2 separate regions of the Mus musculus genome follow, and region 1 is linked to region 2. Evidence: chromatin loops called from intact Hi-C (ENCODE). Cell type or tissue: gastrocnemius. All regions are shown on one strand. Links, peaks and the distances in the headings refer to the core of each region. The heading gives the core; the rest is flanking DNA. Region 1 holds the start of Cnot8 (CCR4-NOT transcription complex, subunit 8). Region 2 holds the start of Zfp672 (zinc finger protein 672).

Region 1 (11,255 bases), core at 1,867-9,866, 220 kb after region 2:
GATGTTATGGTTAGCTTATGATTCGGAAACACAGAACTCCTGAAACACTCCAAAAACCAGCAGATTTGTATTTCCTAATTACAGAAAACCTATATTCTCTTGCTTAAAATTGTGTTTTATGTAAATGAATGAGTTAAACAATTGTGAGCCCAGCTCTGGGAATTGAGCTCAGATCTTTTGGAGGGGCAGCCGGTGTCCTAACCATTGAGCCACACATTTTTTTTATGCTGTTTTTCATCTTTTTTAAATATTTATTTATTTATGTATATGGATGTTTGTCTGTATATTTGCACACCAGAAGAGGGCATTCAGGCCCATCACAGACAGAGAGTGCCCACGTGGCTGCTGGGAACTGAACTCAGGAGCTCTGGAAGAACAACCTGGGCTTTTAACCACTGAACTATCATCTATGCGGCCTTTGGTTTTTTTAATTTTTAATCATATTTACACTTCTTTATATTATTTACAGTAGAATTTAACAAAACAAACTTGAGACAGAACTAACCCTGAAGTTTACTTATTACGGATGGTTGCGAGCCACCATGTGGTTGCTGGGATTTGAACTCAGGACCTTTGGAAGAGCAGTCGGCGCTCTTAACCACTGAGCCATCTCTCCAGCCCCTGAAGTTTATTTATAAAACAAACAAAAGGCAGGGCTGGAGATGAGGCTCAGCACTACGAGTTCTTGCTGCCGTGACAGAAGACCCAGGCTTAGCTCCCAACCATCCGTACTACCAGTCCCAGGGATCTGCTAACTGCTGTGGACACCAGGCACATACATGATGGACAGATATACATGCAGGCAAAACATTAATACACAAAATAACAGTTAAGGTCAGGCGTGGTGGCGCATGCCTTTAATCCCAGCACTCAGGAGACAGAGGCAGGAGGATTTCTGAATTCAAGGCCAGCCTGGTCTACAAAGTGAGTTCCAGGACAGCCAGGGCTACACAGAAAAATCCTGTCTCAAAAACAAAAAAACAAAACAAAACAAAAAAAAACAGTTAAAAATCTTGGGCTGGGGGCTGGAGAGCTGGCTCAGCGGTTAAAAGCACCGACTGCTTCCAGAGGTCCTGAGTTCAACTCCCAGCAACCACACGGTGGCTCAAAACCATCTGTACAGGGATTTGATGCCCTCTTCTGGTGTGTCTTAAGACAGCTACAGTGTACTCACATACATACATAAAAGATAAATAAATCTTTTAAAAAAAAGAAAAAAGAGCTGGGCGTGGTCGCACACGCCTTTAATCCCAGCACTTGGGAGGCAGAGGCAGGCAGATTTCTGAGACCGCCTGGTCTCTGGCCAGCCTGGTCTCCAGAGTGAGTTCCAGGACAGCCAGGACTACACCCTGTCTTGAAAAACCAAAAAAAAAAAAAAAAAAAAAAAAGATAGCAAGTTTCAGGACACTCAGAGCAACATAATAGAGAGAAACCATGTCTCCTCCCACCTCAATCCCAAAAACCACATGATTAGTAAAGCTTACAGCAACCAGCCCACTCAAACTCAGCTGTCTAGTAACACTGAGGGTCTCCCAAGACACTCACGTCAGGTTGAACTTGAAGTTGAACTGCCATGTGTTGATTCCAGACGGGTACTCCCCCTTCTCATTGGTGAACGTAAGGCCCAGCTGGATGATTTTAAGAAGATCAACATTGCACCGCAGAAGCTGATACTGGTAATCTATGGAGCTTCGAAATTCACCGATCGGCCGTACAACAACACCTGGGAACTCTGTGTCCTAGGAACAAAAGCCTCTTACCATTAAGCCTCAGCAAACAGTGGTGCTCAGCAACCCATGAGCAAAATTGCTCTTCAGTTTACAGAAGCCCAAGATAAGCTCCCAAGGTCTAGAACACAACAGAACCCAGACAGGTGAATGGGTGACTAGAGGGAGCTGCGCTCAGGTAGGAACGTCTTTTTTCACTTATTCATTTACTTCAAGTGCACTGGTGGCATGTGTGTCTGTAGGAGAGGGTCAAATCCCCTGGAAGTGGAGTTACAGACAGTTGTGAGCTATCATATGGGTGCTGTGAATTGAACCATGGTCCTCAGGAAGAACAAGTGCCCTCGACTGCTGAGCCATCTCTCTAGCCTTCAGATAGGACCTTCCAATATGAGTTAAATACAAATACAGCCAAGTAGATGGGGTGGCTCACAGGGGCTTCGCTCCATCCCATCAGCTTCTTGGTGTGACGTATACTTGAAAGAGAAGCCCGGCTCATGGCCTGCTGTTCAGAGCTCCCACCTTGGTCTAATGTTTTTATAAAGGACAAATGCAGCCTTCCTCTTTCCTGAGTGACTATTTCACTGCCGTGTGTACATAAAACCCTTTTATACCCTTGTAAAGCTCAGACTGGCCTATACTCATTGATCTTGAACTCCTGACCCCACACCCTCACCCCCAGTGTTTGGGATGACAGGATCTTAACCTGCTGGGAGAGCTTGTAAGGCTAGTGCCTCTTATGGACAGAGGAGTGAAAGCAGGGTTTGAATACAGACAGTGGCAAGCTCCAAGCCTGGAGTAAAACAGAGCACCTGCGTGCTCAGGGGCTGGCCTAAGAAGAGTGCCACCTAACCCGCCATTGGGCAGGAAAATAAGCCACACAGTACCAGTCCTTCCCACTTTACCCAGAGACACCAGATCTGCAATGTGACATCTCCTGCCTTTTTTGTGCTAGCAATAAAATGTTTGAATATTTTGAAAACATAGGCTGGGCATGTTGGTACATGCCTATCTTCCTAGCACTTGGGAGATAGAGGCAGGAGGATCAGAAAGTCAAGTCGTCCTCTTGAAATATGCCTGTTACATGAAACCCTGTCTCCAAATTTTAAAAAATTAATAAGTACCACATGCTCAAATTCCCATGTGTGAGGAGATATACCCAAAGGGGCTGAGGTAGGTCAGACACTAGAGCACTTCCCAGCACCACACATACTGGGCACAATGGGGCAACCATAGCTCAGCACCAAGAAGGCAGAAGCAGGAGGATAAGCACAAGGCCTGCCTGGACTACCCAGCAAGTGCTGGGCTAGCCAGGGCTTACATATCCAGATCCTATCTAAATAAACAAAAATAAAAATATAAAAGACTTTCCATCAGAGGAACACATTACAAAAACTTGTGTCAGAAGCTATGCCCTCCTCAGAGACACTAGCTGCCTTGATTCACAAAAGCAATTAGGTTTCCATCAGTCTAACCTTCCCTGGCTTTGGTGGGGAGGGCCTACTCACCATAGCGATATAGCTGTAGCTGAGGACAATCTCACGGATCTTCCGCATCTCTTCCTCAAGATTGCTGGCCCACACCTCACAGATGACCTGACTGTTTTCTACAAGTGCCGCAGGCATCCTGAAGGCACCTGAGGAGCCACCGTGAGCCAACTATGTAAAAAAACAAACAAGCCTCCTTCTGTTTGATTTAATTGTCCACACTGGATCCAATCTAGATATAAAGACAGTTTGAAATCACATTAAGTTTACATGGTGGTATAAGATATCTACAAATCAAACACATTAAAATTGTATTTTAGTCAGATACGTGACCCAGACACATGATCCTAACACTCAGGAGGCCAAGGTAGAAGGAGGGAGACCAGCGTGGACTGCATACTGAGTCCATTTAAGGTCAACCAGGGCTACCTAGCAAGACCCTATCTGAAAACACACACAAACCAGAGTTTTACCATAACTTCATTAACAGTCAGTGCACTCAGCATCCACTACCTATGGAGTGCTTACACTTGCCTTTGTCAAGTTTGTTCTCTCTTGATACAAACAAAACCCTACCTGTTGACCCGAATCCTTAACATGACATTAAAAATGGCAAGTTACTGGGCTAGAGAGATGGCTCAGTGGTTAAGAGCACCACTGCTCTTCCAGAGGTCCTGAGTTCAATTCCCAGCAACCACATGGTGGCTCACAAACATCTGTAATGGGATCTGATGCCCTCTTCTGATGTGTCTGAAGACAGCAACAGCGTACTCATATACATCAAATAAATAAATAAATCTTTTAAAAAAAAAAAGGCAAGTTACGCTGGACAGGGGTGGTTTTGATTTTATATATACCATGCGCACGCAGTGCACAATGCACAAAGGCAGGCATCAGATTCTCTGGAACTGTACTTAGAGATGGCTGTAACTACCATATGGTGCTAGGAACCAAACCTAAGTTTTCTGCAAGAGCAGAAACCGGTCCTGACTGCTGAGCCATCTCTGCAGCCCTGTGATGTCTACTTTTTTACTCATAATAAATAAGTTAGGCAGTAAAGTTCACAATAAGAACAGAGGGTGATAGGGCTGAAGAAATGACTCAGCGGTTAAAAGCACTGGTGCTCTAATAAAGGATCCAGGGTCAGTTCCTAGTACCCAGATGGTGGCTTACATCCAACCATGATTCTAGTTCCAGGGGTCTGATGCCCTCTTCTGGCCTCAACAAGCACCAAACAGACACATGGTACACAGCCGTTCTGCAGGCAAAATATTTATACACATAAAGTAAAATAATTAAAAAAGAGGAGGCCAGTAAAAGTAATTCAAACGGGAGCAGAATGGCCGGCGGTGTACAGCACAGGAAGTACTGGGCCGGGTCAAATTCAACACCACCGGAACACTTGTCACTACAGCAAACCAACGCAAAAGGCTCAGTTATTAACAGAACAGAAAAGGCATAGACAGAGCTCATGCTTACAGCCTCAGGCTTGATCCTTGACTCCAAAACACACACAGACACACAGACACAACTAAACACAAGCTAGAGGCCAGTGTAGCAATCTAGAGAGACCCTGGGAGGAGGGATGCATAATGACGTAAGAGCTTCCTCATAAGGCAAACCCCCCACTGTATGGCTCCTGAACACAGTCAGTATGTAGCAGTGAGCTCCAGTGCACAGGGGCAAACACTTGCAGCAACAGTAAATGAACATGAGGGGTTTCCTAAGACCAGCGCATGGGAAATAAATCCTTGTTTCCCAGCTTTGGAACTGACATACAGTAGAGACTCCAGAAGACAATGAGGATCACTCTCAATGCTGTCTACTTCTCCTTAAGAGACCATTCATTCACTCAAGGCAGGCTACTCTTCAGATGCTCCCCTGAAACTGAAAGCTGTGTGGTGGCTCTCAACATACACACACCTGTGGAGCTACCACACAACCCATTTCTTCCCCTGTTTTTCTTTCATGAATAAAGGCTTGCAAGTGAACTAATAGAGAACAGGGAAGAAGCTGGTTCACAATGAATGCGCAGTAAATTCAGCTTCCTGACAACTGAGAAAATGTTTGTCAAGAGTTCTCCAGGCTGTCCTCGGAACTTGTAAAACTGCCCTTCTCTGCCCCCAAGCACTGCACCCATCAACACCAGCTGCTTCACCTAGCTCTTGAGGTCACCTCCCATGTCCAGTTACTGAAACAGAGACATAATCTTGCTTCCCTAAGCAAGTCATAAACTACATAGCAGGTAAGTGGACGCCATTCCTGGACTTCCAAAAGATGTTTCCATTAAAACAAAAAGGGACACAGGCATAAAGAAACAAACTGCCTAAAGCTTTTTAAGAGAGAGTTTGTTTCAGGAAGCCAACCACTTTCAAAGCTACTGTTACATTATCAGGTAAAGTGGAGCCACATAGGAGCAGACACTGGCAAAGACACAGGAGCCATTCTTACAGCAAACTTTTCCCTAGCCAATCTGTGGGTATATGATTGGCAGATTCCAGAATGGAAAAGGCAGTTCTTCTCCAATGAAGAGATACTAAGAGAGTGATGGCTTATGCCTCCAGTGGCCATCCTGTGCTAAGACTTAAAAAGTCCCAGATTGGACTGGGGAAATGGCTCAGCAGTTTAAGAGCACTGACGGCCCTTCCAGAGGTCCTGAGTTTAAATCCCAGCAACCACATGGTGGCTCACAACCATCCGTAACAAGATCTGACTCTCTTTTCTGGAGTATCTGAAGAAAGCTCCCGTGTACTTGAAAGAAAGAAAGAAAGAAAGAAAGAAAGAAAGAAAGAAAGAAAGAAAGAAAGAAAGAAAGGAAGGAAGGAAGGAAGGAAGGAAGGAAGGAAGGAAGGAAGGAAGGAAGGAAGGAAGGAAGGAAGGAAGGAAGGAAGGAAGGAAGGAAGGAAGGAAGGAAGGAAAGGAAGGAAGGAAGGAAGGAAGGAAGGAAAGAAAGGAAAGAAAGGAAAGAAAGGAAAGAAAGGAAAGAAAGGAAAGAAAGGAAAGAAAGGAAAGAAAAAGGAAAGGAAGGAAGGAAGGAAGGAAGGAAAGAAAGAAAGAAAGAAAGAAAGAAAGAAAGAAAGAAAGAAAGAAAGAAAGAAAGAAAGAAGGAAGAAAGAAAGGAAGGAAGAAAGAAAAAAAGAAAGGAAGAAAGAGCGAGCCATCAAGCGAGCCGGGAGGTGGTGGCACACGCCTTTAATCCCAGCACTCAGGAGGCAGAGGCGGGCAGATTTCTGAGTTCAAGGCCAGCCTGGTCTACAGAGTGAGTTCCAGGACAGCCAGGGCCATTCAGAGAAACCCTGTCTCAAAAACAAACAAAAAACAAAAAAAAAAGAAGAAGAAGAAGAAAGATTGTTCCAGATCAGCCTCGGCTTTGGACTCTATCATCAGGCAGATCCACAAGGAATCCTTCCCAGGCATATGAGAGAGACCATATAATGCACATTTAACTGAGCAAAGGAACTTCCTGGGCATGCTGGCCACAGGGAAGAGAGAACACAGCAATTCAACACAGACTAACGCCCTCCCTCCACTTTCCACCCAAGAAGCTCAGGCTCCAAGATACCTTCTCTTCATCACCCTCTCGTTCCCATACCTCAGAATTCTGTTTTCAAGTACAGTTATTTGTGTAACAACAGCCCCTGGGGTAACCTCATTACTGAGGTTTCAACCAGAAGAACAATAATGAATTTCACAACTCAAAGAAAAAACTGACATCCTGACTTATATATACTGAGAAGTAAGATAGCAGTCCCACACTCGGGAGGCTGAGAAAGGAGAATCCCCAGGAACTTGAGGCCAGTCTGGGCTACAATCAGAGAAGACCCTGCTTTTATTTCATTGTTCCATTTTGTCCTTTGAGACAGGGTTGGAGAGATGGCTCAGTGATTAAGACTGTTCTTCCAGGCGACCTGGGTTCAAATCCCAGTACACACATGGCAGCTCACAACTGTCTTTTTTTTTTTTTTTCCTTTTTTTCTTTTTTTTTTTCTGAGACAGGGTTTCTCTGTGTAGCCCTGGCTGTCCTGGAACTCACTCTGTAGACCAGGCTGGCCTCGAACTCAGAAACCCGCCTGCCTCTGCCTCCTGAGTGCTGGGATTAAAGGTGTGCGCCCTTGAGACAGGTTTTTCTATGTAGCCCAGGCTGTGCACACCAAACTGGCCTTGGACTCAGAGATCTAACTGCTTCAACCTCCAAGTGCTGGGATTAGAGGCGTGCAGCACCATCGCCAGCTGAGACCCTGTTTTTAGAAGGAAAGAAAGCAAACTAAACTGACCAGGGAGGCAGCTTGGAGGTATGCAACCAGTACTTGCTGCCAAGCTGAGAACAACTTAAGTTTTGAGCCCCAGACTCACTTGATAGAAGAAAAGAACATAAACCCCAAATATGACTTCCACATGGACAACTTGGCACTTGTGTACACACAATAAATAATAACAATAACAATAATAATAGCTTAAAGAAGAATGGGGCTGGAGTGATGGCTTAGCAGTTGAGAGCACTTGCTGCTCTTCCAGAAGACCAGAGTTTGGTTTCCAGCACCCATGTGAATTGGCTCACAAATGCCTGTAACTCCAGCCCCTGAGAATGTTGACGCCTTTTCGGCCTATTTTTTCCACCAACACACTCGTGATATTAATTATAAATTCATACATTAATAAACATTAAACCCTAAAAAAATTATCCTTCAAAATTCTTCAGGAAGGTTCGGAGGTTGAGGCTGCGTTCTCCCTTAAAGATTTATTTTTATGAGTGTGAGGGGGAGAGGGTTGAGTGTATCAACAGCTGTGCGATCTCTCCCTTAAAGGAAAATTTTGATCCCATGCAATGTTTGCCTCACAGGCTGGCTTTAAAACTCGATCCCCAAACCAAGCTACATTTGAAACTACAAAGGGAAAGAAAGGGGTTCTCACACACACACACACACACACACACACACTGCCCTGTGTTCTCACACACACAGACACAAAAACACTGACACACACACACACACACCCTAGGCTGCCAAGCAATCTGTTGTGACCGCTCCTGATTATCCAAACTTGGGAGCAGGGTGTCTGTGCACCCAGGTGGGCTCTGAAGAGCGAGGAGTGCGAACGCACGAAACCACGCTCTCCCTGCTAGCCGTGCAGAACTCAGTTCCACTGAGTGTCTCCTGCTCGTCGTCGGCTTTTGTTTGCGCCAGAGCGTCTGGGAGACAATCAGCTTCACTTCCCTGTTCCAGAAGACTAAACAAAAGGCTTTAGCAGTGCAAGACGGGCGCAGGAGGAAGCAGCGGCCCGTTAGAAGAAATGGCAACAGGTCCCCTCTGGAGCGTTCCAGGCCACAGCCCTGGACTTAGACGGCACCCCATCCAGCTTGCTGGCTCCGCGACGGCGGCCCTGCCACGCAAAGCTGCAGCACCCCAAGAGCCAAGCAGAGCGGCCTCTTGCCTCCCCCACCATTCCTTAGGCCTCCAGGCTGGACTCCGGGGACCGAGAGCCCCGTAGCCTCTGTGCCTCAGTGTTCCCGTGTGTAGGATGGGTCGCCACGGAGGCACTTCCGCCTCCTGCTCCTACCGTAAGCAACCTAACCTGCTTACCCTGGCTGGCGGCCCCGCCGAGTGCGGGCGGCAGCGGCCCTTGACCCCGAGCTCTCCTCCCTCTTGCCCCGGATCCGCTCCAGAAACCCAGCTCGACAGGGAGACGTGAGTCCTGGCGCCCAGAGCGGCCGACGATGGGCACCAAACCAAGAGGTTGCACCACTCTACCCGTCCGCCCTCCCGACTCGCCTACTCTCCGCGTCACTCCAGGCGTGCGCGGTCCCGCCGGTCTCGGCTCCGTCCCCCCGTGCGCGCTCAGATACCTACGCCCCGCCTCCCTGCGCAGGCGCAGAGCGAGAAAGTTGGGTTTGGCGGAGGGCGCGTGCGTAAAACGAGGTTTGCCCTGAGGCCTCAAACGGCGTCTAGCAGTGTAAACTTGGTCCCCGCCTAGGTTCTGGAGTATCATGAGTCGCGCCTCGGGAAAGGACGGGATCTAGAACTGGCCCCACTTCCTAACATCAGAGCATATTACGACTGTTGGTTGTAGGTGATGATGCAGGGCACATGGGGTGTCCTGACCCTCGATTACTGCAACCTGAACCCCTCATTCACTGACCATCTATTCACAGAACCCCTTCTGGATGACCATTAGGTAGGGGTGGGAGAGCGCCACCAAACCGAGTCATGAATGAGGTCAGCTGAGCACTGCCTCCCAGAACCTGGACGGCCTAAGCAGCGCTGCTCCGGGGCCTGTGCTGTCCGCTGTGTCCCTGGTATCACTGTGGGTCAGTGCAGAGAGAGAGGGGCCAGTCAGGGAGAGTAGGGGGTTCGCTGGTAGCGAGGCCATGCTGGGATGTATCGCCACCTCGTGCTTTCCCACGGGGCAAGAAGACTAAGACCTCCGAAGAGCGCCTCCCCTCCCCTGGTGCTTCCTCTCCTAGGGGCCGTAGGTAAGCATACAGCAGGTGTCCCCCTTCTGACATCCCGTCTCCCAGTCACTTTGCCCTTTTCATTTTAAACTTTTATTCCAGAAGAAATCCCCAAAATAGGACTTACTGACTAAATGAGAGCTAGCCTTTCAAACTGTGAAATCGCACAGCCAGCTTCTGGGGTAACGATGTCAGGGACAGTTTCTGAAGCCCAGCCTTTGTTGTTTCTCTCCAGGATCTGTAAATAGAGACACAAGACTGTGATGAGGATGAAACCCTAGACCAAGCCACAACCGTCACCACAAAGAACCAGGCCTGGGCAGTCAGTAACTGTAGCTGCGGTGGATTCCCTGCAACAATGTTGATGGGACTAGCTGCAGGGCTGGCCTCTTTTGAGGTGTTCGGGTTGTCTAGGCTAGGTAGACACTGCCTTCCCTCAGTCTGTTCAGTGCATGTCCTTGCTCTGTTCTGTGATTCGATTCAGGAGAGGGTGGACCTAGCATGTGCTAGTCATGTGAGGAGCAGCCGTTGAGTCCTTCAGGAGAGGGTGGACCTAGCATGTGCTAGTCATGTGAGAAGCATGGAATTTGGGGGGAGGGGGGGTTCTTGCCACCAATAGGCCTGGTGTGCTCTGAAAGAGTTGAACAGGAAACACCTGGCTTCCCCCCCACACACACCCTTCACCTAGAGCTTCTCACAGACACTAATTGTATTTCTGGAGGGACTGGAGGGGAGTGTCTACACTTTAAACAATGGCTTTCAAACTGCAAACAAGAGAAACTAAAGTTTGAACACATTTCTTCAACTGGAAAAGCATAGTTTTGAAAATACAGAGAAGCATGGTTATAACATGGATCTTTTTAAGAGCTGAATGGTGCCTCTCCATGGGCAGCCTGGATTCCTAAATATTTGGTTTTGGATGCTGGGACAAGGGACTGAGGTGCGTATTTTACACGCCAAAGCAGACCTGGCCACCAGGTTCTCCCAGCATCCCTCAGTCCCTACCTGGCATACCCTGCCTCCAACCCTGAACTTTCCAGCCAAGGGGCTGGGCTGCCCTTCCCCACAGGCTCCTCCCTATATAGTCCAGACATTTTTGTCTCTCTCCTCCTCCTCCTCCTTCTTTTCCTTTTCCTTCTCCCCCTCCTACTCCTCCTTCCCAGCGGCAGAAAAATAACCTATTACTATTGTCCCCACCCCCCCAGTTCTAAACAAAGGTATGCCTTGAAAAAAAAAAGTTCAATAGGAACTGGAGAGCAGTTAAAGAGCACTGGCTGCTCTTCCAAAGGTCCTGAGTTCGATTCCCAGCAACCACATGGTGGCTCACAACCATCTGTAATGGGATCTGATGCCGCCTTCTGGTGTGTCTAAAGACACACCAATAAACTTATTGGTGGCAAGCAACAAACAAATAAATCTTAAGGAAAAGCACATTATATGTAAGAAAATAATATCTAAAATACATTTGAATTGAAGTATTTGGGACATAAACATATAAATATATCCAGATTAGTAATAAGTAATTATTAGTAATAAGTAATAAGTGCCTAAATTTACAACCCCTAAAATGCTGTAAACCTATGGAATAACTGATTG
Region 2 (11,255 bases), core at 1,087-9,086:
CACGTTTTATGTACATGTCTGCTTCCCTTTCCCACCCCAGCCCACTGTGAGAGAGGAGTCTAAGGCCTCATTGATCCCACAGCTCTTCAGCAAGTCTGGCCTCTGGACTTCTGACCTCCTCCATCAGCCTTCTCACCTGTATCCTAGGATCCAGTTCCTCCTCCTCTCTAGGGGACAATTTGGTCTCACTGCTGTTGCTTCCACTTCCTCCAGGCTCCTCTGCGACCGGGCTCCTAGGGCCCTCATCCTCTACCACCTCTGACCGAAGTTCCCCCTGCGGAGTCTCCCGGCCCCCTGCAGCCTTTTTGAGATCAGCCATGCTGGCTGGAAGAGGGCAAAGCCCTATGCACAAGAGAGGGCTGGCATGCTGGGAGCAGGGCCCCAGTTTGAGGCTTCCTGGACTTTGGATGGAACAGAATAGGGCTTTCTCTTCTCAAAGGCCGAAGAGAAGCAGCACAGATGGGCCTCGCGTTCAGTTAGAGGCTGAGCTTCGAACTGCTGAGGAGGTCCTTATAACTAAAGCTTCGTCTGTGCAAAAGTTCTTCACACCTCACCACGGGGAGCCCACCAAGAGACCCCAGCGGCAACAGCTCCAACTCAAGGAGCAAAGGGGGCCTGGATCCTGGGCCGACGCCTGGGAAGAGGAGCACCATTCGGGAGGGTGGAGGCAAGCGCCTCCAGGCTGTGGTGGCAGATGGAGAGAAAGCTAAGTCCAAGCAGAGGGTGGGAGATGCGCCTCTGGGGAGCTGCAGGAGACACAAAGGTCAAGTTACATAGGATGTCAGCATCAGAACCTTGGCCAGCAGCCTCCTCCGCGTCCTGGGTCTCCCCAAGATACCACTGGTTTCCCAACACACACTCCCGAGATCCGACCAGTCCCCCACCTCAACTTCTTTCCTCCGGCCTCAAGGACTTTAGGTCCGACTCTGCTCGCGTCCCTGTTCCCTCCACAGTCCCTCCCCTTCCAAACTTCCCTCTGAGCCCCACCCTCTCTCCTCCACACCCTTTTTCTACCAAGCCCGTCCCCCTCGGTCCGGCTTTGCAATTCACCTTCTATCCCCCAACCTTGCCTCTCCAGCCCTGGGGGCCATCTGAGCCTCCAGGCTCCAAGCGCATACTCTTCCGCGGACCCAGCGTCTGAGTCCCAGCCATCCCATGTAACCAGGCGAAAAAAAAAATGCCCCTTCCCGGCTTTACCTCAGTTTACCTTGCTTTACGGGGAGCGTCTACGGAGCAAACAATCTTCCCCCTCCCTCCGCAACAAGACCGTCCAACCAAAAACGCCCTGGCAGAGAGGAAACGGAAATACGCCATCGCGTAAAAACGCTATTTTTTTTTTTCCTCTCTGACAAGTATTGCCCGATGTAAGCTCACGCTCGGCGTGCTAAACGTTCAGGGTCCGTACAAGATGGCGCTACTCTACATCCGACGTCGCCTTTCCTAGCTCCCAGTTCACCCGCCAACCAAGCCTAAATAAAATGAATGCATGAGTAAGAGTTGCTGAGGAAAACTACAGCAGGTGATGAAAATCGATAGTCCCTCCCAATTCGAGAAATGCTAGCAATAGTGTCGTACGCGGGAGCGGCCATCGTTGCTTTAGGAACAGAGGCGGGGCTAAGGACTGTCACTGCCTGGCGCGACCGGAGGTGATGCAACTTCCGGTTTCGGCTAGCTCCTATCTGGGTATTGCTAACAAAAACGAAGTCGTTTTTCAAAAGTGATTTTTTTTTTCCTTTTCTTTTCTTTTTTCTCGGTTCAGTGAATCCGGCGGACTCTAGGTCGAGACAGGTGGGTGAACCTCTCCCGACACCTGCAGCGGGCGCCATCTCTCCCGCTAAGTAGCCGGCCTCACGGGACGCCGGCTACCGCGTGAATGCAGAGGATCTCACTGTTAGCTCACTTTCCTAGAGTGGGAGGAGGAGGCTCGAACTTAGCCCAGTGAGCTCCCTGCTTCGTTCATGGGTGGTCTGGATACCAGTGCTATGTGTGGCTTGCAAGACGGACCGAAGCCATGGATGGGATGCAGGATGGATGCTTGCGTGGTACAAATGTCTGACGGCCTCGGGGCCCCAGGCTTTTTTTCTGGAGATGAAACACGTATCCGGGCCCAATTCTCTTCCCATTGGGTTCTGTTGAACATAGCCCGTGTTTAGTAAATCGGTAAAGAGTCTGTTTAGTCAAGAGCTGCCTTCCTATCTGTGAAGGAGTCTTTAGGTGTTTCTAGAGGCATGAGAATGGAGGAGGACGGGGTTCCACAGTCTGAAGTGAAAGGAATTCCAGAGCTGGTCCCTGTTAGGGTCCAGGAGTCGCCCCACAAACCACAGGAATATCAATCTCAGTCAGACAGGGATAGTGTATTGAATGCACACCCCACGGTCGGTAGACATAGCTTAGACTCTGGAACTGAATGCTACTATCATGAACTTCGTTTCAGGGTCAGTTTATATAGGCAGAAACCCATAATGAACTCACAAGCAATTGCGGGGAGGGCTTGTAGGGTTATTGGCCTTTTTCCAAGTTGTGTGTGTGTGTGTTTAAATAATTTAGACATAACAGTTCAAGTTGACTTCTATCTTGCTTAGCTCTGAGTGAAGTCTGCAATTGGGGAGTTTGCAAGAAGAACAGTCCTCAAAACATGGTAACAAACCTCTGAACATACCGGGATATATGGTCAACATGACCACGGTCTGAGCCAGACTATTCTCTGGGTCAGCAGTCAGTCTAATTTCAGTGGCAGCAGTATGAGATGGCACTCATACTGGCAGGCGAGAAGCAAAATGGCTACAGCTATGCCAGGGAGGCAGTGCCAGGGGAACAGGCTTCAACTGTCTATGCTGTAAGTCCAGTTTGTGTCTAGTTAGCAGTTACACTAAAAAGTATTCTGTGGCTTGTCAAAGAACGATAAGGAAGGCCGTGTAAACAGTGGTTCTCAACCTTCCTAGTCCTGCGACCCTTTAAAGTGCTGTCCCCCAACTGTAAAATTATTTTGTTTCTCCTCCATAACTGTAATTTTGCGACTGTTATGAATTATAATGTAAATATCTGATATTCAAGTATGGTATCAGGTATAATATGTGACCCTCCCCCAAAGAGGTCACAACCTACAGGTTAAGAACTGGTATAAAGGATTGTACAGCTAGATATAGGAGCCAGTACAGTGGGGGAGAAATAGGACTCCAACTAGAGATGAACAAGGGGGAAATTTGTAACCAAAGATCAGTTTTGAGGGTTAGTGGATGAGAATGTGATTCGAGGGAAAAAAAGGGTAAAGGGGTCTGGCTAAGCCAACCTAACTGGGTTCTTGCTGAAGACAATCCTGGAAGGCTTGTGTCTATAATTGGGAGCCTGGCATACAGAATTGGCAGAGGGGTGGTCTTGGTAAACTCCCTTCACAAAGTCCTTCATTAAAACTAGGTTTTACAAGATAGTGTTTGGATAGGCCTAGAAAAAGGTTCAGGCGCCTGACCAAAGTTAGACCAAAGAATGTTTCTCCAAGACTAGGTAGGGCATGAAGGCCCTGTCTTTCCTAATGACTGCATAGCAAGATGTTTGGCTCTTGGCTTCCTGAGAAGGGTTCTCCTAAAGAGTAAGAAATGCATGCACTACCTTAAAGGGATAAAGGAAGGAGACAAGTTTGTAGGCCCCTTTTAGGAAGTGCTCTAAGAAAAGGAAGTTGGGACTCTGTTAATCCCAGGAGTTGCTCAGAATATCTAGTGCTTTCTCCTGGCAGTGTTGAACTTTCTCAGACAGTTGTTTCCATGAAGCACGGGGACCTGGTCCTCCTAGGAACAAGACCACTGGTGCTAGAAACCCTGCGAGGATTTAGTTACCTCTTAGTACAGGGTTTTGGATGGAAACATTAGGAACCAAGAGGTCCTCAGTTCCTAGTTCTCCCCTTCCATTCTAACCCTGTGAGTAACTGCTTAAAGCCTGGGGATTTAGTACACCGATGGGGGTTTGCTTAGCATGCCTGAGGCCCTTGATCCAACCCCTTCTCCCAATACACACACACCTTCAGAAGTGCAATATAAAAAGGTATAGACCGAGGAGATCATTCAACAGTTAAAAGGCACCATCTGCCAACTCAGACAGCCTGAGTTAGATCGCTAGAACCCAAGAGTTGGAAGGAGCGGACTGACGGCTGTGAGTCAGCACACATGCACATACACACTGACTAAAAACAAAGAACAAGGGCAGTGGGACACACCTGTCATCCCATCACTTAGGGAGACTAAGGCAGGAAGAGTGTCACACTAGGCAACTGTGTGATAACGTCTCCAAAACAGAGAAAGAAGTAAAAATTTAAAATGGAGTGTGCAAATACAGTTCAGAACTTGTCTGTATGTGCAAGGTCCTAGTAGGTTCTGAGTCCAGACTGTTGGGCTGCAAAAACTGGAAGTTTTAGTTTTAGAATTCTTATTTTTAGATTTGTTCATGTATGAGTGTTTTGCCTGCTTGTATGTATGTGTACCACATGCATGTCTGGTGCTCTTAGAGGTTAAAGGGAGACATAGAGTCTTCTAGAATTAGAGTTATGGATGTTGTAAACCATCATGTGGGTGCTAAGTATCAAATCTAGGTTCTCTGCAAAAGCAAGTACTCTTTCCATTAAGCCTTTTCTCCAATCCCCCCAAAACTTACTTATTACTAATCTATTTTATTTGCTTTTTTTTGAGACAGGCTTTCAATGTATAGCTCTGGCTGTCCTGGAACTCGAGACCACCTCTCTCTACCCTCGAGTGCTTGGATTAAAAGACTGAGCAAAACCACTAAAACAAAACAACCAAAACAAAAACAAAAACAAAACCTAGTTTTTAATGAAGATAGTTCAGTGTATGTTGTAAGGAAAATAAAAGATGAAAACAAAGATCTGGGTGAGAGGGGTAAGAGGCTCAGTGGATAGAGGAGTTGCTATACAAGCCTGCAACAACCTGATTTGTTATTTGAGAGGACCCAACTTCAATTTCCAGCACACAGCCATCTGTATCTCCAGTTCTAAGGGATCCATCTCCCTCTTCTGGTCGCCTCAGGCACTGCCTGCATGTGGAGCACATACATATATGCATACTTTTTTTTTTAATTATTAAAAAATTAACTTGTAAAAGCATTAAAGACAGAGAGCAAAGCTGTGTCAGGCCAGAGGCAGAAAAAAGGACTCTGGAGGAAGAGCAGGAGCAGGCTGGGCCGTTTTGAGGTGGTTTCGCTGTACTGCAGGCCTAGAACTGCTGTGCCCCTCCTGCTTACCCTTGGTAAGCACTGGCAATTACCTTAGTTTGGCATTTACATTTGTTTTTCCTGATATTACTATCTTATTAATTTCATCCTTAAAAACTAAGACCTATCTTGAACTAGTAAAATTTGTTTTCAAAAATGTTGATCTTTAAATACCTTTCCAGCATGTTATATCTTTGTACTATACCAAATCCATGTAGCTTGCCTATGTTTAATTTACTGATACCTCTTCATAGTTAGTTTACCTACAAAAGGCTAAAATGAAACATCAGTCTTTCTGTTGGGATAAGTGTTTCGCACCTTTAAGTTGGCCACACCCAGCCAGGTGGTGGTGGCGCACGCCTTTAATCCCAGCACTCGGGAGGCAGAGGCAGGCGGATTTCTGAGTAAGAGGGCCAGCCTGGTCTACAGAGTGAGTTCCAGGACAGCCAGGGCTACACAGAGAAACCCTGTCTCGGAAAACCAAAAAGAAAAAAAAGAGAGAAAGAGAGAGAGATGGGTGTTTATGTATCATTTTGATGATATCTGCTTACATATATAAGCAAAAAAGGTTTTGAATAATTTTAATTAGGCAGTACCATGTTCAGAGTGTCTTTTAAAATCACTGGGCAGGTCCCAGGTTTATAGTCACTAATAATTAAAGCAGCATTATTTTTATTATTTAAAAATTAAAGAAGGCAACAAAGCTAAGTGGGATAGGCCCGATGCATAAATATCTGGTTAAATGAGCAATTTCAGTTCTCAGGTGCTCACAAGATCTGGGTTCTAATTTTACTCTTAACTATGCTTCATTCTTGAAAATAGTTGCTCAAATGTAGCTGCTGTCATGATTGAGGTGTGATCATAAGTTGAAAAATAAGTATCTCTAGGATAGGACCTATGAGTCAGACACCATCAAATTTTTCTTTACTTGAATGTCAGAGTTTAGCTCTGTGCGTTCCATTTGAGAATTGGCAGGTGATGTAGTGACTGAAAGAGACAAGGAAGGTGTACAAAACAGAGTTTTCCATTTCTGTTTTTCCTTACAACACAATCCTTGAGCACCAGATTTGTCGATGTGTTTAATGCCTTTCAAGCCATAAGTCTTAGAAATCTTGCATGAATTCCCTGCAAATTAAGCAGAGTGCCTTAACAAAAATGTAGTCAGCTGTCTGCTTTTCACTAAATATGTAATTTGTCTCTGGAGTTCAGTTTAATTTTTATTTATTTTGCTGTGTGTATGTGTGTGCTCTAGTGCACATGCACATGTGAAGATCGGAGGACAACTCTTAGAGGATTTTCTGCTGGTACCTTGTGAGAGCTGGGAATCAAACTCAGGCTGTGAGGTCTGTACACAAGAGCCTCTCCCCACTAAGATATCTTTACAGTCCTGAGGCTGTGTTTGTTTGTTTTGGTTTTTTCCGAGACAGGGTTTCTCTGTATAGCCCTGGCTGTCCTGGAACTCACTCTGTAGACCAGGCTGGCCTCGAACTCAGAGATCCACCTGCCTCTGCCTCCCAAGTGTTGGGATTAAAGGTGTGCGCCACCACTGCCCGGCTGAGGCTAGGTTTTCTTTTGAGGCTAGAAGCCATGATAGGATAAAAATAATAGACAAGGAGTTATATTTACTTTTATGATGAAAATTGACAGGAAAATAGAAAGCAAGGTTTGGATCCTTCCATATCTCATCTGCGTGTGCAACATGGAGGGCCTAAAACCCAGCAGGCAATGTGTGGATTTGGATTGAGGTGTGGAAATGCCTTCAATCATCAGATAATGCCTATCTTAATTGCAGAGCATGATGGTCACACCTTTAGTCCTGACACGGGGAGGCAGAGGCAAGTGGATCTCTGAATTTGAAGTGAACATACTAAATTCCAGGCCAGCCAGGGCTACATAGTGAGACCCTCTCTCAAAACAAAGCCTACCTGCTCTGCAAATGACAGGTTAGCAGCTCAGTAATCGCTGTCTTTTACTCATGACCAGAACCATCTGTAACATCTGGCCATGCCAGTTTCACTGTCTGCACCTAGAAGATAACACCCTGGAAACCACCATAAAGCTGAACCTATGTGTATATACAAATATATTTGTGTGACATTTCAGTCTGTTGTCATCTAAAAAGTAAACAACTGTGAAGTTGTTACAAAATAAGTCACTCAGAAGGGAAGGGGGATGGGAGGAGGATCTTCGTGCAAAGGGTACTGGGAGGAGGGGGCTGATATTGTGATGTAAATTTTTAAAAGGTAACTTGAAGATACTATCAGTTCCCAGTATGTATTATAAAGTCAAATGATTAAATATATTTATATATCTTACAAAATTAAGTCATACACAAACTTTTTTTTAATGTTACTCTTTTATTTCAATAATGGTCTTGACAGGTAGTTTCATGTCTGTTGCTTTAGTAAAACACCCTGACAGAGCAACTAAATGAAGCAAGACTATTTTAGCTTCCAACTCTAGGTGATAGTCCATTACTATAGAGGAGTCTCAGCAGCAGTACAGGTGCTTGCTCCACATCCCATAGTCATGAACAAAGAGCTAATGGGTGCTTGACGCTTGCTCTCTGTCGCCTCCCAACACTCAGAACAGTGCAGAACCTAATCCATGACATGGTACCTCCCACATTCGGAGTGGGCCTTCCACCTCACTTAACCCAATCATGAAAATGTTAACCATGGGTCAACTCAACCCATATAATTCTCGTTGAGACTGTATTCTCAGGTGTTTTGATATCCTTTCAAATAGACAAAACTAACCAACACGGACTCAGGGTCTATGCTGGCTGAATTCCTGCTCCCACTGCGTCCAGCGAGTCTGCGTCCCACCGATCTGTTTCGTGTGGTACTTGTAAATAAACTCTGGGTCTCGGCTCGTCCAGCAATCTGTCAATTGAGCTACATCCCCAGCAGGTTTACGGTTTTGAGTTGGGCGTTCTATGCTGCAAGCGCTGGTTAGAAGCCCTTGCTCTGAAAGGTTGGGAGCCGTCTCCATTCACACCGGAAGGCATCTGGTCAGCAGAACAGGACTACCGCCGTCCCTGGCAATGCTGGACAGGTCATTAATCTATGGGGAAGATTAATCAAGACAGTGAGCATCTGGTCTGGCCTCGCAGTTTAGAAATACATTAACATGGCGACGGATGGGTGCTACTGGTCTCCCTCGAGTGGTCTATACGGCCCTGACTCAGCTCAAGGTGGCACTGGGCTCACAGCCCTTTGCTCTCAGTAGCAGAAGGGCCCACGCGTGGACACCCGAACGGAGAGACAGGTTAGCTAAACCTGCCCTGTGACACTGTGGGCACACCATGTCAACTCCGCCCTCTGCCAGGGCAGGTCAATAGTGCGCTTGCGCGGGCTAGATGCCCCAGTAACCCTGCGGACAGAGTGGGCCAATCAGCGTGCTGTCTCCTGGCCCCGCCCTGCACTGCGCCCGCCCCTTCCTCCGCGCCCTGAGGCCAGCGCTGTCCGCAACGCTTTGAGGTGAACGCGGCTCGGAGCGGCCCTCCGAAGACTGGTGAGAGGGCTGAGGGCCTCAAGGCAGGGCGGGCGGGGCCGCGGCCCTCGGCCGCTGCCGTCTCCTCTCAATACCGGGTCGAGGGACCTGGACCGGAGGGCGGCGGGCCAACGCGCCTGCGCAGGTTGCTCCAGGCCGGCGGTGCTGTCCAGCCTCACACCGGGGAAGTTGCCCGCCTGACGGAGCGGGCCAAGGGGCGATGACAGCCTGTGGCCGGTAGTGACAGCTTCAGGAGACCCGAGGAAGCGTGTGTCTTGCCTCAGCGCCCCGCAGGCTCGCGTCACTGGGGCGCCGGCGCCCGCCTGTGGTTAAGGCAGGCCGGGGTGTGCGTGCCATCGCGGTGGGAAAGGATTCCTGGGGCGGAGCGAAAAAGCCAGAAAGACCTGGCAGGCTGTAGTGTGCTAGAAGTCGGCCAGTAAGTTATGCCCCTGCCTCAGTCAGGCTCTGCCTAAGTAAGAGCGGTCCTGCAGAGTAAATCGCAAGTACCGCACAACTTCAGTTCTCAGGTTTATGACTGCTTTGACCTTTCTCTCTTCATAGAAACTGTTATGGTTTCCTGTATTGAGTTATCCCAGGCTGCAGGTACAGGCAACTTAAGTCCTCAAGGTCACACAATTAGTCATGGAAGAACTAGGAATTGGATGCTTGCCTTTCTGGATCCTCTAAGCAGGTTTGTCAACATAAAACGAAGCTCCCCAAAGGTAATGTGAGATGTATGCAGGCTACAGCAGAATTGGGGGGAAATTGCTATAAGTTTTAGATGCTATGTAATTATAGTCTTAGCTTTCAGGTTAGTGGAGGTTAGTGGTTTAAGTTAATGTCTTCCAAAAGCTTTACCTGATGGTACAAAAGTCTGTTAAAGAGATGAGAGGTAAATGACTGTTAAGGTGATTAAAAATAAAGATATCCAAAATAAATGTATCACCCCTACCAGACTTCCCGCCTCTGCCTCGGATGCTTGCACTACTGTGCCGGGGTGCTGTGAGATGAGACTGGGTACACAGGAAGGTGATCTTTGGGAGAGCCTTTAGGGTGTTGTGCTTTGTTTTTATAAACAAAATCTTAAGGAACAAATTCCTGTATCATGTTATTAGCCTCCATAATTCAGGTAGCAAGATTGAGGACAACTTGAAGCTACATGATACCTCATCCCCAAAGAAAGTATGACCTACAGTACAGGTAGCAGATGAGAAAACTCTGCCAACAAAAGAGGTGGGAGGCCTGGTTTGGGTTTAAGATTTATCTATGTATATGTGTTTGGGCATGTGTCTGAGTGCACTCAACCATGGAGGTCAGAAGAAAGCAACAGGTCCCCTGGAGCTTCAGTCACAGGCACTTGTGAGCCACCCTACATTGATGCTGAGAATCAGCCAAAGTTTGGTCCTTTGCAAGAACAGCAAGCTCTCTTAAAATCACAGAGACATCTTACCAGCCCATGCTATAGGTGTTAGATGCTATCTAGTGAGCAACTTAGCTGCTGAGTGAGTAGAAGATAATAGTCTCCTAAATGACTATAGTCTTAAGGATCTTAGGTCAGATGCGGAGGTGGGTGGTAAATGGCTATTACAAGGACTAGAGATGACACAGGATGAATTAGGCTCTCCATTTGCAGCAGTCCAAGTCTCCATAGCCAAGCAAGTTCTAATCACTCTGCAGAGTCTTCAGCATATGTGTGGCTTTCCACAGGTTCTTATCCCAACTCAGTTATCCAGGGCAAAGTATATATATAATGTATATGGTTGGATGGATCCATAGAGAACAGATTTGAAAGAGCTAACACAGCCACTCGCCACAAAGCAGCATTTTAGTCTGTTTATTTATTGGTGATCCCTTAAGATTCAATCACCTGGCAATGTCATAACTGAGTTTATGTAAGTAATTTCTGTGATAGTCACAATGACAAGTCCACATTGTCAGGATTTCATTCCATTGTTAATTGGCACATGGTTACACATCATTCCCTACAGTGTAGAGTATGTTATGTCCAACTCATTGAAAGGCCCAGAAAGATTGTAGTCTATTCTCCCATGTTCTTTCTACTCCAAGATTTCTAGCCATTCTGTACTTCAGTCTTTCCCAGAGGGATAGAGGATACGCTCTTGCTATCTGTATTTTCTTGTACCTACACTCTAATTTCTAGCCTTCACAGATTTTACAATCTTTTTAAAATGAAAACTTTCTATTTGTATTTGGATCATGATCAGACTTGGTTCTTGAGGTGGAGGCAGTTATCTCTCCTACTCCTGTCACCTTCTTCAATATGTCACAGTGGTCATAAGTCTTTCTACTCACATACTATCTAGAAAGGAATGGGTAATTGAACTCTACCTAATTTCTGGGATCACAGAACCTCAGGGACAACAGCATCTCTTAGCTTCCTAGAGTTAGGAAGAATTCAACAGAAAAGTCACTTTCCCTGGAGAGCCACACTCCATATTCCTACCTCAAGTTCCTGTCCCCTCACTTAAGTTCCATTTCCTGGGCAAGGGACCTAAGATTAATGTAGCATACACAAGCTGAATCTT

The links. Peaks named below come from ENCODE experiments on the same cell type or tissue, not always from the same donor. Only the 100,000 strongest peaks of a DNase experiment are listed, where the experiment ranks them.
Region 1: it touches region 2 in a loop (2.7-fold over the local background); 3 of 42 quality-filtered maps call a loop at or near these places.

Annotation. Positions count from the first base shown.
Region 1 is chr11:58,101,744-58,112,998 of GRCm38, reverse strand. Cnot8 (CCR4-NOT transcription complex, subunit 8) reads right to left here and starts at 9,029. Exons shown (of 7, transcript NM_026949.5): 1 at 8,791-9,029; 2 at 3,233-3,443; 3 at 1,546-1,739. The coding sequence starts at 3,349. In gastrocnemius, for the core only: a CTCF peak has its summit at 5,774; DNase peaks (open chromatin) are centred at 8,995 and 9,491; H3K4me3 peaks cover 2,358 bases; H3K27ac peaks cover 2,291 bases.
Region 2 is chr11:58,320,745-58,331,999 of GRCm38, reverse strand. It overlaps Zfp672 (zinc finger protein 672), which reads left to right and starts at 8,635. Exons shown (of 4, transcript NM_001256516.1): 1 at 8,635-8,730; 2 at 9,271-9,431. Sh3bp5l (SH3 binding domain protein 5 like) reads right to left here and starts at 1,293. Exons shown (of 7, transcript NM_024480.5): 1 at 1,208-1,293; 2 at 137-746. The coding sequence starts at 319. In gastrocnemius, for the core only: CTCF peaks have their summits at 1,777 and 5,032 (motif pointing left); DNase peaks (open chromatin) are centred at 1,632, 7,814, 8,095, 8,626 and 1 more place; H3K4me3 peaks cover 3,265 bases; H3K27ac peaks cover 3,346 bases.